5 separate regions of the Homo sapiens genome follow, and regions 2, 3, 4 and 5 are each linked to region 1. Evidence: chromatin contacts called from ENCODE Hi-C or POLR2A ChIA-PET data. All regions are on one chromosome and are shown on one strand. The core of a region is the stretch at or near the end of the contact, and the rest is flanking DNA. Distances in the headings are between cores, read along the strand shown.

Region 1 (2,700 bases), core at 1-2,500:
GCCACAGTCCCTCCAGAAAGGAAGCCCAGTGCCACTGAAATCCCCTCGTTATACGAAGGAAGCTGGTTCCTACTCTTGCCAGACTCCCCTTGCAGAAGCCCCGACACAGACCTGAGCCTGGCTCCATGACTGGTCCTGAAGATGCCACTCAAGTGATGCACCCGGGTGAGGTGCTGCCTGCCACCCAGGAGGCTCAGCTGAGTCAGTGCGTGCGTGCAGCTGGCTGGGTCCTGTCTGCCGGCTGGAGTAGGAGGTCTCTGTTTTGCATATCTGTGAGCAGCAGTGAGCCAGAGCAGGAAAAGCCTGGGCTGGAAATTCTCTCGTGAATATGAAATATGAGTGGAAAATTTCCAAGAGCCCTGAAGTCCCCAGGTAATCCCAGTTATCCAAAACAAAATGGCTGTGGTATCCTGAATGCAGTGTCCTGGCCCTCTTCACAGCCCTCACAAGAGGAAACTAAAGCGGCGGCTTCCTCTTTACAACAGTAAACTCAGCCGTCCTGCCCAGCTGCAGGAGATAAGCCACAGCCTCCCTCTAACGCCCAGCCTCCTCCTGAAAGCTGAGTAGCAACGAGCGATATCATCACCTTTGCTGCTTCCGTTCTGAACGTGCTTCAGGCCTGGCTGCATTTTATCAAGGGGATTGGTCTCAGGTACAGCCCGACCTGCCTCTTCTCAGAAAGCCCCCCTAAAGCAGCCCTCCCAAGGGCACCCCATAACTGCCAGGGGGAGCTTCAATCCCAGTTGCTAATACAATCCCCTCCATCCCCTCCTCCTCTGAAAGGGAAAGACCATGAACTGCTTCCACCTTTCCCAGGAAAGGACAGAGACTCAGGGAGCAGGAACTGCCTCAGCACAGAGGCGGACAGAGGACAGGGGCAGGCTAGGATGAAAAGCTGACAGCCCCATCCCACTCCTTCCTTTCTTCCCAGAAGGAAGCCCACATCACAGGTGACTGCGAAGCCTGATAAGCTTTACCAGAACCCCCACCCCCATCCACACACACAGAAAAGGAGTACACCCCAACTGACCCACCGGAGCCCACCCCAAACCCTCCCCTGCTTACAGCCGCTCACTGCTCCCACGTGGGCCTCCAGCTCCGAGCGCTGGCTGGACTCTGCCACTCCTCCTGGGGAAGGTGGAGCCTGCCTCAAGTGACCCACAGGAGCAATCCTCTAAAACCAAGCAGGGTTGATTAAAATGGCATCACAGGGTGCAAAGCTCTGATCTTCATCTGCCCTTTAGGAGAGTGGGAAGGCTCAGAACAGACACATAGCCTCCCAGTGACTTAGGCAAATCCTGTGGTCCTGGGAAATAACCATGAGCAAAATGGCTATTTCTGTGGTGCTGTTGAAATCCTGGGGAGAAGAGCTCAGGAAGGATGGGTCAGTTGTTTACCGGGAGGCTAGCTGTAACCCTGACTTGGGCCTGAGTCACCTCCGCATGTCCAATCGTGAGGTTGTGTCTTACTGAGCTCACATCATAATTCCTGTGTGCACAGAGCAGTATTACAGGGTTGACACATGATCCTCGGGCTGCTGCTGGGCTTTAGCTACCCAGAGATTACGGCCCACCTGTCCTCACAGCTGTTTCATAAACAGTGCAACCAGCAGGCTACAAGCAACCTAGAGGGAGGGTAATATTTATTCATTAAACAATTAAATGAACTTACAGTATGAGAAAAAAATCCAAGCCCTTAGTACTATTCTGCCAGAAGGAGGAGGGGCAGATGACTTTTTCTGCTAGTGTTTTGGGGAAAGGGGAGGTAGAGTGGGGACTGCAGTGGGAGGATTCCAGCCCAAGGATTTAAGTCCGACACGTTCAGGGAATTTTATTCTGCACCTTTAACCGGATCCCAGCTAGCCTTAGTCTAAACAAGCATTTTTCAAAGTGCAGTCTGCAGAACATGAAAGGTCAGAAGGCTTGGAAAACACTGCATCCTGTAGTCCCTTATGGGTATTCATGCACAGTTTCTACTAGCAAATTCAACACCTGAGAAGTCCTGCAGTAAAGAAAGCTGCTTAACTTTGTTTAACCCGACGCACTTATTTGACCATCCTAGAACTGCTGTCATAGGAAAAAAACACCTATTAATATCTTGTGGTATCGGCTTTGGGAAACACCCTCCACCTTGAGTCTTCATTTTCCAACTTAGAGAAAGCTGCCTTCCTGGAGCCCAGTTTACAGGTATGAGACCCATTGCATCGGGTTCAGACAGAAACCAGCAGCAGCTCCACTAAGATGACACAGGTTGTAACAATGACCAAGGGTCCTGCTGAAGCCAAAAGGCGGGAAGACTCCCCAGAACATGGGCAGTTTAGAAGAAAAATACAGTTCTGTCCCAGAAGAGCAAGCTCTTCTCAGGACCTCACAATTCCACCTTGAGCCTAACTTGTTGCTGCTTCTTGCAGCCAAGATGTCTCTGTGGACTGAAGAGCACTGATCCCAAGCTCAAAGCCTTATTTCCCTTTCGAACAAACATCAAGACAATTTATGATAACCAGATACAGGGCCCGCTTCTCCTGCCCGAGACTAGACTGCATCCCCTTTTATCACTTAAGCACCCCTTACAAACTCTAAAAGACAGGAGAGGACGGAATCAAATTATGTCTCATCAAGAAAGATATCGGCCGGGCATGGTGGCTCATGCCTGTAATCCCAGCACTTTGGGAGCCCGAGGCAGGTGGATCACAAGGTCAGG
Region 2 (2,834 bases), core at 39-2,538, 690 kb before region 1:
CTGAAGGATGACCAGGAGTTTTTCAGATGGGGGAAAGAGGAGCAAAGCATCCCAGATAGAGAGACTACTATATTCAAAGGCTAAGAATGGTGAAAGAGCAAAACGTGTTCCAGGGTGGCTGGCCGTACACCTGTCTGGCGTTCAGGACAGGAGGATGTTAGAGGATGCTGCAGCAGAATGCAAGGCTCAGGTGTGGTTGGGGTCAGATAGGGAGGACCGTACACAAGGCATCATCTCTAGCTTCCTTAGGAACACATTCCCTTCTTTGAGAACTGCATTGGCCCCTAATGAGCTGAAGTCACTTTATTACTTACTGCAGCATAAACGAGCGCTGTTATGAGAGGCATATGGCCCATCTCCCCGCTCCTTCTTCCCATCCCACCCTCGCTCCTGAAATCCAGGCAGCTGCCTTGGGCAGCATCAGAAAGTCCCATGTGCTTGAGGCTTTCAGACAGCTTTTCCCCAATAAGACAAGCTCTCTACTTAATCTGAAGAAATGGAGTGTTATTAAATTAATTTCTGAACTATCCTTGCCTTGTCCTTGAACTAAAAAGCTAAGGACCCTGGAGTAAAAGGCAGGGGATGAGGTGGGAGGGGTGAAGGGGAGAAGCAGAATGAGGCAGGGCAGCAAAGAGGCAGCAGAGAGGCAAGTTCCTGACCCAGGTCTGCCCGACAGACTCGTTCCAGCAGGTGGGCTGCCTCGTGCTGTCCAAGGCACTGTGTTGAAGAGGTTCAGTAAGTAAAATAAGAAATGAGAGTCCTCTGATCAGCTACTGTACCCAGGGCCCTAAAAATGATGGAAAGGTGGCCTCCCTCTGCCATGGGGTCAGCCCAAAAGTAATTACCAGGATACTTTGCAGATTATTGAATAAGTCCCTGGAACCGGCACACTGATTTATATAAGACCTGGAGATTTTGAGAGATTTGAGAGAATATTAAGAATCAATCAATATTTTAATTTATTTCAGGGTCCTGGAGACTTTAGCTCTGTAGAAAACCACAGGGAGGAAATTGTGACCTTTGAAATATGGCTGGCTGGCAGGCAGCAGGGAGGTACCTCGGCAAAGAGCCTGTTTGGCAGCTGCTGCGGGGAAAGACTTCTCTGTGCTGGAATGTTCTCTTTCTTCACAGCATCAGTCAGGAATTTCAAATAGCCAAAGAGGGGAGGGCCTCAGGGTGAGTGAGCTCTGGAGCCCTGGCAAGAAGGCTCTTGGCTTGAATGTGCATAGCTTACTCCTCCCCAGAGAGAGTCCCCAGGGCCTGGAGAGAGGAGCCTGCAGACTTTGTGTCTCTGCCTAGGAGGCGCTGCTGTGATCTGGAGACGTCCTCGTAGAACCACCTGATGATGTGTCATCATTGCAGGAGATCCAGTACCTTCTCCCCTGGGTCACTAGGCTCCCTAGGCCATACTCTTCCTGTGTCCTCCCCAGGGCTTTACCAGACATCTCATAGAGCACGTGAGCACCAGGTCTCGGACTATCACCATCCTCCTGTCTTATTCCGCAGGAAGACTGTAAGCTCCCTTCAGGCAGGAATGATGTCTGATCCATTTCTGTGTCCCCAGTACCTGGCATCATGCCTGGCCCAGGATAGGTAGATATGAAAAATAATGTGTTGAAGAAATGAATGGTCAAATGAACTAATGCAAGAAAAATAAACATTTGTTTGTAAAAATCAGTTATGTTTCAACAGCAAGCAGACGGCACATTCAAATGTAGTAATTAGAGAAATTCAGAAAGGTGAAGACAGGGTGGAGGTAACTGACCAAAGCATGCAGCACCCTGGGGCTGGCAGCAGTGGGAGAGAAGGAGCTGTTAGCACCCCCAGGCCTGATGCGGCTAAGAGAGAAGCGGGTCCCAGAACCTGGAGCAGGCCACTAAAACGGAGAGGTGGCCTTTTGCAAGGGAGGCAGCCACACCCTCAAACCTGCAGGGAGGAAGTGGGGGAACAAATACCTTGACCTCGCCCTCTGTCCTTCCTTGGATCTCCTCCCTGTGTTCCTCACTGGCCAAAGCCAACCAGAAGTCAGAGGCCAGTGGAGCTCCTTGATCCAGAGTGGAGAGTAGACAAAAGATCCCCAGCAAAGGGCTGCCAGGTAACTCTCTGCCTATTCCATCTGGCTTGTCCAGCCCCACGAGAAGGGCAGACAATGGGCACCCCAATCAGTAGTGCCAACTACTGGGGCACCCCAGTAGTTCTCAATAAGGGGCAGTTTTGCCAGCCGCTGGGGGGATTTGTTTTTCACAACTGGAATGGGGAGGGTGCTACTGGTATCTAGTGAGTAGAGGCCAAGGATGCTGCTAAACATACAAAAATGCAAAGGACAGCACCCACAACAAAGAACTATCCAGCTCAAGATGTCGATTGTGCCATGCTGGGAAAGCCTGGCCTTAATCAAATGTTGAGAGGAACTCAGGCACACTCTGTGCTGCCCTGGCTTCAGCCAGAGAACATTGCCTCACTGTGCTGGAAAGGGCAGCGTCATTTGGTCCAACCCAGAGCCATCGGCCAGTAAGTGACCAGTGTCTGACTTTGAGTGTCCCTTCGGGAAGGTGCTTTAAGGAGAAAGTCTATCTGCTCTCTGTCTCTCCTCACTGACAGTGATGTCCTAGGGTGTCCAGAGTGGTAGACGAGTGGCAGGGAGCACTGCTCAAGCCATGGGCAATTAGCTTTCCCCTGGAGGCCAAAACCTCCCCACTGGGCTCACCACCTCCCCAACTCCCCTGATATTGAGGGGAACGAGAAAGCTTCTCGTTCCCCTCATTTTCAGCTTTACATTCACACCATAAAAACATTTTGTAAAAGTGAATCAAGTCTTGCCATCTGTCTCTCTC
Region 3 (2,700 bases), core at 79-2,578, 700 kb after region 1:
GTTGGACCTGTATTTTAGAAAAATAACTCTGACAGCTATAAGCAAGATAGATAGGTCTTACTGTCTAAAGGCGGGAAGACCAGTTGGGGTAATATTAAAATATTCCAGATGATGAATTAGGGCAGAGACACAGGGGCTTCAGAAAAGAAGATTCAAGGGAGAGACAGGAAAGCAGCTCTGGGAACAAGCCCAAGCCAGAAGGGCAGGCCTAGATGGAAAACTGTCTAATAGGGGGCCTCAGTTTTGCAATCACCAGCTCAGCCCAAGCACTGTATTTGCCCCAGATCTCAAGTGGAACCAGGCCTCCTGCACATTCTGCACATTTGGGGCAGAGTTCCCAAGAAGCCCAATCCAGAACCAGTCCTCTCTGGGCCCTTCAGCAGAGCACTCTGTCCTGCATCTCAGGTCTCTGAGTAAGTGGTATTTCCAGAGTACACATGCCCCCACCAACTCATCTCACAGCTCAGCCTTGGCTACAGAAAGCCAGGGCCTCTTCTTTGTTAATTTTCTTCAACTCCTCAGAGGTTGGGCCTCCGGCCCAGTGAAGTCAGGGTCTGGGAGGCAGCCCTGGCTCCCTGCCCGCCCACAGAGGATATATTTGGAGCAAGACAACTCCTTCTGGACACAGAGCTTGGGACCCACCCCGCAGGGCTGCCCCAACCAATTTTACTGAGTATCCACGCAGTGTGGTTGTCACTCACGTTTTCACTTGTTAGTTCATTCATTTGTTTACTCATTCATTCATTCCACAAACATTTATTGATCTGCTGGTATGATGCAGCAGGTACAACAGGATGTGTGGTGGGCACATATCTGTATATGTGTGTATATGGGTATCTCTAAGCAAGGATGGCAGAACACACTCTGGGTGCCCTCCCTCAGGGTTCAGTGGTGATGATGACTCACACTCAGGTGTATATGGCATCTGTGGGGACCTGTGTGCAAGTACATGCAGGCACGTGCTCTCTGAGGAGGTAGCTATGACTCAGTGGCACGCGGCATCTGTGGGTATCTGTGTGGATATGTGTCTGAGTGCAGGCATGAGCATAGGCGCTTGCTCCCCAGGGGGTGGGGGAAGTGGTTGTGACTCAGCTGCACATGGTGACTGGGAGCCTACAGGCCAGCTGTGACTTTATGGCTTTGCTTATTTGCCAAGCCAAACAGTTAGTGTTGGGCGTAAATATTCTATCAGAGTGTGCATGGAATAAGTCCTGAGCTAGGGACCTCCAGCAGGCAGGAGAGACTCAGTAGTCTTGGCCCAGCAGCATCTGTCCCCCGCCTGCCCCCTCCACCGTAGGTATACAGGTCCTACCCTCCCTCCCTCGCCCTCTCCACTCCTGCCTCCTGGAGACTCAGCGAGCTCGTCCCTCATTGACTCTACATCACCCCTCACCCACCGGTCCCAGGTGCACACACGAGACCAGGCCCAGAGGTACAGGGCTGTGGCCTTCGAGCTGCCAGCCCAATCCATTTTTCTACCATACCAAAAACCCCTTCTTTTTCAGCCCTCATGACCGCGTCTTCCTCCAACATCCCAGCCCCGGTCGTAGGCTCGGCAAGCCCGCTCCAGGGCCCACTTCCCATCTCGGCGGCCGCAGACCCGCTGCCTCCCCATCGGCGCGGCCCCATCTTCACCTCTGAGCTCCTTGCCCCTCTCTCCCTGGCTGTCTCTGTCCTTATCTGTCCCAAGTCTATCTTTGTCTCTTCTCGAGCCGGGCTGTCTGCAGCAGAGGCTTCACCAGAGTGGAGGTGCTGACAGAGTGCGGGGTGTGGGGAGGACAATCTGTGTCCCTTCTTGAGCCTTATCGGGAAAACTTAAGTCACTGCTCAGGGCTCAGACTGGAATTTCGCCCTAGATGACCTTGCTGGGTCTGCTGGGGCCTCCGCAGGGACAGCCAGGGTCAAACGAGTCAGGAAACAGGCCCCTGCTTGTGGGCCGCCTGCCCGCCCTCATCCCAACCAGGCCGCCTGCAGCGCCCTCGGCGGGAGACGCCGGGGAGGGGAGAGAAGGGAGGAGACGGGAGGGGCGGCCCCGTCTTGGGCACTCGCAGGGACTGGCGGGAGGCCGTGTGGGGCTGGAATCGTGACCACGGATGCCGCAAGGCCACAGGGCCCTCCTCGGGGTCCCGGCCGGAAATCCTCAGGGGCCCGAGGAGGAGCCGGGGCGGCCACCCGACCACCTCCCCGCGGGCCGCAGGCAGGCGGCGCGCCGTACCCGCCGAGAACGCGGGAAGAGGCCATCGCGTCTGGACACCTGGGCTTCGTCCCAGAGCCGTCACTGCTGTGTCCCCTTGGGCAACTGCCTAGCTCCCTGAGCCTCACTTTTCACACCTGGAACATAGGAAAATTGCGCCCACCTTCTGGGTCGTGGCAGATAAAATGAGTTCACGTCAGGGCTGGCTCTCAGGAGGCGCTCAGTGCTCGTGGCTTTCCTCCCCGGTGGACAGAACCCCGGGGCAGCTCCCCGCGCCCTGACGCCCAGAGCGGAGCGGCCCGGAGCGGAGCGACCACCGCACACTGGACCCGACCCTAGTCGGCCCCGCGCGCCCGGGTCGGGGCTGGAACCTGCGGGCGTGGCGCACGCCTGCCACCTGGCGGCGAAGCCCCCAGGCCGCCCGTCCCGCCCACGGCTGCGCGCGTGCGCAGGCCTGCACCACCCAGTCGCCCCCACCACGCCGCGCCCCGCCTCCCTCGCCCAGG
Region 4 (2,700 bases), core at 75-2,574, 840 kb after region 1:
TCTCCAGAGGACCAGTAAATGCCTGTGCAAGCCAAGGAACACGTTAAAAAGAATCCCCTATCCCTGCAACAAAGCCCGAAAGGGATTCTACTGGGACAGTTGCTCGGTCCCAGGGCCCAGGCATTGGAGAGAGCCTCGCTCCAGAGACTCTGTGGCCCCACCGGAGCCGGTGCCGGCTTTTAGGGGTTTTCTCACGGAAATGTTCAGCTGCCGGTGAGTTCACGTGCATTTAAGTTTTATTCTCCAGTTAGGACCGGGTTTTCCAGATGTGGGTTGTCAGCGCGTGCCCAGTAACCAGCTTGCGCCCAGGTGCGAAACGCAGTCATTGGGTCTCTCCGGGTGTGCGTCCTGGGTGGAGCCCCAGGGGCCCCGGCGTGGGTGGCCGTCCTGCTCCGCGGGTACCCGCGGAATGCCCTGCCCGCATGCTCCCTCTGCTGGGCGCGCCTCGGCGCCTTCCGGGTGCACGGCCCTGCCCAGGAGCGGCGCGTGGGGCCCCGGGTCTGCGGATGAATGGGGAGATAGCGAGGGGAGGGGCGCACAGCACAGCCCACTCCCCCTTACCCACGCCTCCAGAACAGTCCTACCCCTAGCCCCAACACCTCCTTCTATCCCCGCCCCGCTCTCCCCAGACGCTCTTAATCTGATTGAGACTTCGGCACGTAAACGCGGTTCTAGGAGCCCGGACTGGCTCAGTGCACGACTTATCAGAAACTTACCCGTATCTAACACACAATAGATTCGTGCACATCTGTTGAATAAAGAAGAGTTTGTTTTTCGTGTTTGAACCGTGTCTGCTTCAATAACGCTTCCTGCAGTGGTCCTTTTTAGGAGGGGTACAGTGAGTGGTATACTGCGAGGGAAGCGGGACAAGGAGGCAAAGGGAAGGGAAACAGGCGGGCCCAGAGAGCAGCTTCCGAGTGACCTGGAAAATCAGCGCCCAGAACTCATCTAGACACAGAGGCTCGGTGCCATGGCATTCCGCGCTGACTGCCAGAACCGCGGGCCGCGGAGCCAGCACTGTGCCGGCAACGTGGTGGGGCGAATGCCCTGGGGTCGGAGAGGTGGAAAGGCCCGAAAGGAAGAGCCCAGAAGGGGACAGTCCCCACCCAACGGCAGGGTAAAGGCCCGTCTCTACTGGTTACTAGAGACGTGGAACCCAGGAAGCTCGAGGCCCCAGGAAACCGGCATAGAAGGAGGCCTGTCAAAGGGGCCCCGAATCCTCCCGCAGGGACAGAGCGACACGTCCACCCGGGCTCGGAGGACTAACACCAGGAGTCCCCTGAGGCCCTGCCCCAGGCTTCCCAGGTTGTGGGGACACCAGCTGCCTGCAGGGGGCGGGATGTTCCTTTGGCGCTGCTGGGCAGTGACTAAGAGCAGAAACAAAAATAGAAGCTGAGATCAACGGAAAGGAATGAGACTGAACAAACACACGCATTAATCCTGATGGGATACATAGTAAAATAACATTCCCAAACACGGCAGTAAGAAAAGATGAACTATGTAAAGAATGCGCAGATAAATGAATGAAAATTTGGAGGACAAAAATGTGTTTCACATCGTATTTCAAAATAAACACCAAGTGGATTAAAGTGCTAAATATTTTAAAGAACAGCCATAGAAACTATATATTTAATAGGATAAGGCAGTTATATTTATGGATAAACGTCAGCGTTCTCAAAACTTTGAAACAACAGAAGAAACAACAAAGGAAGACTAACGTTCAAAAATACAAAAACTGGACAGAATTTTAAAAAGACAACAGATTGAGAAAAATGTCTGCACCAAGTGACAAGCAAATACTACCTGAAATGTATAAAAGCTTGTTTATAGGCCAGGTGCAGTGGCTCACGCCTGTAATCCCAGCACTTTAGGAGGCCAAGGCGGGTGGATCAACTGAGGTCAGGAGTTCGAGACCAGCCTGGCCAACATGGTGAAAGCCCCGTCTCTACTAAAAATACAAAAATTAGTTGGGTGTGGTGGCACACGCCTGTAGTCCCAGTTACTTGGGTGGCTGAGGCAGGAGAATCGCTTGAACCCGGGAGGCGGAGGTTGCAGTGAGCCGAGATCGCACCACTGAACTCCAGCCTGGGTGACAGAGCAAGATTCCATCCCCCCCACCCAAAAAAAGCTTGTTTATATATATAAAAACAATCAAGGTACCAATTGCTAAATAGACAAAGAAGGTAAACATGCACTGTAATTCACAATAAGAAATAAAAGTCATACCCAAGTGCATGGGGAAAACGTTCATTGATAATCAGAAACTTTAAACTTAAAACAGTTATGACATAACACCTTACATCTACTAAAGTAGCAAAAATGTTTTAAAATTATAATGCAGGCTGGATGCAGTGGCTCATGCCTGTAATATCAGTTCACTGGGGGCCAAGGCAGGAGGTTCCCTTGAGGCCAGGAGTTGGAGACCAGCCTGGGCAACAGAGTGAGACCCTGTCACTACAAAAAATTTAAAAATTAGTCCAGCATGGTGCTGTGCTCTAGTAGTCTTAGCTACTTGGGAGGCTGAGGTGGGAGGATCCCTTTAAGCCTGAGAGTTACAGTGAGCTATGATCACACCAGTGCACTCCAACCTGGGCAATAGTGAGACGCTGTTTCTGTAAAAATAAATAGAAAAAAATATAATAGAAAAACAGAAAAAAAATAATGCATAATGTTAGCAGCATGGTAAAATAATAGTCACCA
Region 5 (2,700 bases), core at 82-2,581, 650 kb after region 1:
AGCTTGTACAGCCAAATCTGGCTTAAGTTAAATGGACTACTTAATATGTTAAATCTCTATGTTCAACTTGCAGAATTCTGCACACCTAAACATTAGGGTCAGCGAAATAATCCACTCACAATCAGTAAGAGATAGGAGGTTCTCATGTAAGATACACTGTCCTCAAAGATGGGAACATCATTGTCTCCCAAGTACAATAATCCTTACTTGGAATGAAATTCTTCTATTTTATTATTGGGGATGGGGCTGGGGGGGAGGAGTGGGAGAGGTCTAGATGCTGGAAGGTAACCTGTATTCTGTGAGTACCCCTTAAGTGGTATGATTAAAGCAATTTAACATACACTAAGATGTAGCATAACTTACATTCCTATTATCTTTAGAATACAATAGATGCTAAAACTACAAAAGGCTAAGTTAATTAAAACAATTTGGGGTATATGCTTAATTTCTGCTGTTTTGTTTTATTTACTAATCAGCTGAATTTAAGATTCATCTGTTTTTTTTTTCAAGTAAAGAGTTAAAATTCAAATGTTTTATATAAACCAGTTGATTCTGAAATCAAAAACAGAAGTTAACTTTTAATTAAAGTTCGATTATTTGTAGGTGAATGCTTCACAAACTGTAAAAAGTAATATTGTTCAGGATCTAGAGACCCTATCAGTATGACTTCAAATCTGGCTGTGCCAAATTAAAATTTTTTAAATTAAAACATAAATTTTTAAGAATTTGCCTGAATCCTCCTTTCACTTAATACCTCATACATAATAACCTAAGTGCAGACAAGTCATAGCAAAGCAAGCATATGACCTTAATTGCAGTAAGTAAAGCATGCTTGGCTACCAGAGGTATCAGCTTTGGTGATGCAAATTATTTTGTGCTGAAAAGGGATTGTTTATTCACTCAAAAACAGAGGAATCTAAGAAGACTATAGTTAGCAAATAGTTTTTCTGACTCTTGCTGACTTAATTATAAGGTAGTGTTTCATCATCTTCGACATACTGGTTTTAGGCATTAGAAAATGCCTTCTTTGAATGCCTTTCAAGTGAACACTAGTGCTTTACATGACTCTGGCTTTTACCAGATAATTCGAATTAGTGCTGCCCTCAGTCTCTCAGGGACACACAACAGAACTAGGCCCAGAAACATCAAAAAAACAGGTTCAAAATTACACAGCAGCAAGTGAAGCTTTCCCAGATGGAATGTGTTCCCTGCTTATTAACCATTTCTAACATTGAATGCCAAAAGGCAGTCCATGGACATATGCCTAGGCTTGTCCATTAGTACTAATAAAGTTACAAGAAAACAGATGAAGCACTGAACTTAAATTAGAACTGCCTCATCATATAAAAAGCCATTGTTTACGCCAGTATATCCAGGTGTCAAATGAATTATAAATGCTAGCTCACTGTTTCATAATAGCAACATCTGGCAGATTTTTTGCTTCTAAAAGAAATTGGCTTAGCTCAAATGATATCATTACAGGACTCCCTTTTCTTAAAATAGTTGAGCCAAATTAAAAAAAATCCAATATACAAAGATTAAATTTTTATGTAAACTTTCTTTTTAAAATATAATATCAGGAGAAAACATGAATAGTATGAATGAAAACGTGAAGAAAGCATCCCCTTTATTTCGGCATTAGAGTAAATCTTTGAGGGCATCTTAGAACTTTTTCAGTATTTTTTACTGTGATTTCAAAGTTTATTCAAATTGTAAATTGATTCACTTTGGTCTGGCTTTATGTGATTCTCCTCATGGTTACCTTATGACAGCACTATGCTAGGTCCTACCCCAAAGAAAAAAGCTATTTGCCTTTTGAAGATATGAGCCTTCCTTGTGAGCACATATGTGAGCAGCTAAGCTGCCCCCACACAGGTTGGTTATTCTAAAATTTATCCAGTAATATTGGCAAAATAGCTGTAGCTAATGGATTGTTGGTATATTCAAGAGTTTCTGCTGTCTGCTGCCTATTCAACTGCAAACTGGCAAAAATGAACATAATCCAATCTGTTTTATAACAAGGCAATTTTGCATCAAAGCTTAATATTTAAGGCCATGTAATATGGAAGGATGTAACACAAAGCACACAATGTTTGTTAAATCTTAATTTGTGAAATAACAAAAATTAATATTAGCTATACACTCTCCTAGGGTCTGTTTAACCATATCCAGGTTTTCACGTGTTGATGTATAGTGTCTCTTGTAGCTCAATATTTATAATTCTGAAAGCAGAATCCAGTTTTAATGTATTAAACTTTACTTCCAAAATGTTGATCTTTCCAGGGGTTTGAGTCATAGCTTATTTTTATAGGCCTTTAAATTTTACAAAGTACTTAATGGCACATGGGCAAAAAAAAAGACCCTATAAATTCATGTTTCTCCAAATTCCATTTCAGATTCTCTTCTTATAAATAAGTGAAGTTGGCAAGTTTCACTCCATAACGGAAAAACAAAACTAAAATGCTTCATGCAGTTTAGTCTTTTAAGTCTGTATACTTTTTAACCTGCAACAAAATAAATACAAAATTATTTTGAACAACAAAATCCAGATGATACCTGAGAGAAGCCTAAAACTCTATTCATCACCATACTTAGGGAAATGCTGACATAGAATTAATTTATTAGCTGAAATACCTATCATTCCCAATTCTACATAATATAATAAGGCTAAATTTATTTGAAGCACACTTGCCTTTAGGT

The links. A loop is a pair of places that touch in the nucleus more often than their neighbours do. ChIA-PET counts read pairs that join two places held with the same protein, here RNA polymerase II (POLR2A). Pooled maps may share reads with other maps.
Region 2: a map of CD8-positive, alpha-beta T cell shows a loop between it and region 1 (3-fold over the local background). The contact joins the enhancer-like site here to the promoter of AMPD3 in region 1. A Hi-C loop is called at or near these places in 3 of 168 maps with a recorded cell type or tissue (CD8-positive, alpha-beta T cell and naive thymus-derived CD4-positive, alpha-beta T cell) and 5 of 50 pooled maps. POLR2A ChIA-PET finds 5 or more read pairs at or near these places in 1 of 52 experiments (common myeloid progenitor, CD34-positive).
Region 3: a loop to region 1 is called in a map of CD8-positive, alpha-beta T cell, with 30 times the contacts of the local background. The contact joins the promoter of LINC02709 here to the promoter of AMPD3 in region 1. A Hi-C loop is called at or near these places in 4 of 168 maps with a recorded cell type or tissue (CD4-positive, alpha-beta T cell, CD8-positive, alpha-beta T cell, OCI-LY7 and 1 more), 9 of 37 single-sample maps with no recorded cell type and 15 of 50 pooled maps. POLR2A ChIA-PET finds 5 or more read pairs at or near these places in 2 of 52 experiments (activated CD4-positive, alpha-beta T cell and activated naive CD4-positive, alpha-beta T cell).
Region 4: a loop to region 1 is called in a map of CD8-positive, alpha-beta T cell, with 6 times the contacts of the local background. The contact joins the enhancer-like site here to the promoter of AMPD3 in region 1. A Hi-C loop is called at or near these places in 2 of 168 maps with a recorded cell type or tissue (CD8-positive, alpha-beta T cell and naive thymus-derived CD4-positive, alpha-beta T cell) and 10 of 50 pooled maps. POLR2A ChIA-PET finds 5 or more read pairs at or near these places in 1 of 52 experiments (activated CD4-positive, alpha-beta T cell).
Region 5: POLR2A ChIA-PET joins it to region 1 with 17 read pairs in OCI-LY7. The contact joins the enhancer-like site here to the promoter of AMPD3 in region 1. POLR2A ChIA-PET finds 5 or more read pairs at or near these places in 2 of 52 experiments (MCF 10A and OCI-LY7).

What each region holds. Positions count from the first base shown.
Region 1 is chr11:10,453,814-10,456,513 of GRCh38, reverse strand. AMPD3 (adenosine monophosphate deaminase 3) reads right to left here and starts at 1,250. Exons shown (of 15, transcript NM_001025389.2): 1 at 1,066-1,250. RefSeq lists an enhancer at 326-375.
Region 2 is chr11:11,146,650-11,149,483 of GRCh38, reverse strand. All of the region lies in intron 3 of LINC02752 (long intergenic non-protein coding RNA 2752), which reads right to left. Among named protein-coding and RNA genes, the nearest start is that of LINC02752, 33 kb to the right of the region's middle. Within about 2 kb of position 1,288, at least 11 of the 41 ENCODE cell types and tissues checked have a DNase peak (open chromatin) inside an H3K27ac peak, as active enhancers do.
Region 3 is chr11:9,758,161-9,760,860 of GRCh38, reverse strand. LINC02709 (long intergenic non-protein coding RNA 2709) reads left to right here and starts at 1,328. Exons shown (of 3, transcript NR_033972.1): 1 at 1,328-1,432. SBF2-AS1 (SBF2 antisense RNA 1) reads right to left here and starts at 2,568. Exons shown (of 3, transcript NR_036485.1): 1 at 2,358-2,568. RefSeq lists silencers at 2,119-2,238, 2,359-2,700.
Region 4 is chr11:9,611,980-9,614,679 of GRCh38, reverse strand. No RefSeq gene overlaps it. Among named protein-coding and RNA genes, the nearest start is that of WEE1, 40 kb to the right of the region's middle. RefSeq lists a silencer at 289-668 and an enhancer at 769-1,458. Within about 2 kb of position 1,324, at least 41 of the 41 ENCODE cell types and tissues checked have a DNase peak (open chromatin) inside an H3K27ac peak, as active enhancers do; they include CD8-positive, alpha-beta T cell, where a contact is called at or near this core.
Region 5 is chr11:9,801,027-9,803,726 of GRCh38, reverse strand. All of the region lies in intron 32 of SBF2 (SET binding factor 2), which reads left to right. All of the region lies in intron 1 of SBF2-AS1 (SBF2 antisense RNA 1), which reads right to left. Among named protein-coding and RNA genes, the nearest start is that of LINC02709, 43 kb to the right of the region's middle. Within about 2 kb of position 1,331, at least 7 of the 41 ENCODE cell types and tissues checked have a DNase peak (open chromatin) inside an H3K27ac peak, as active enhancers do.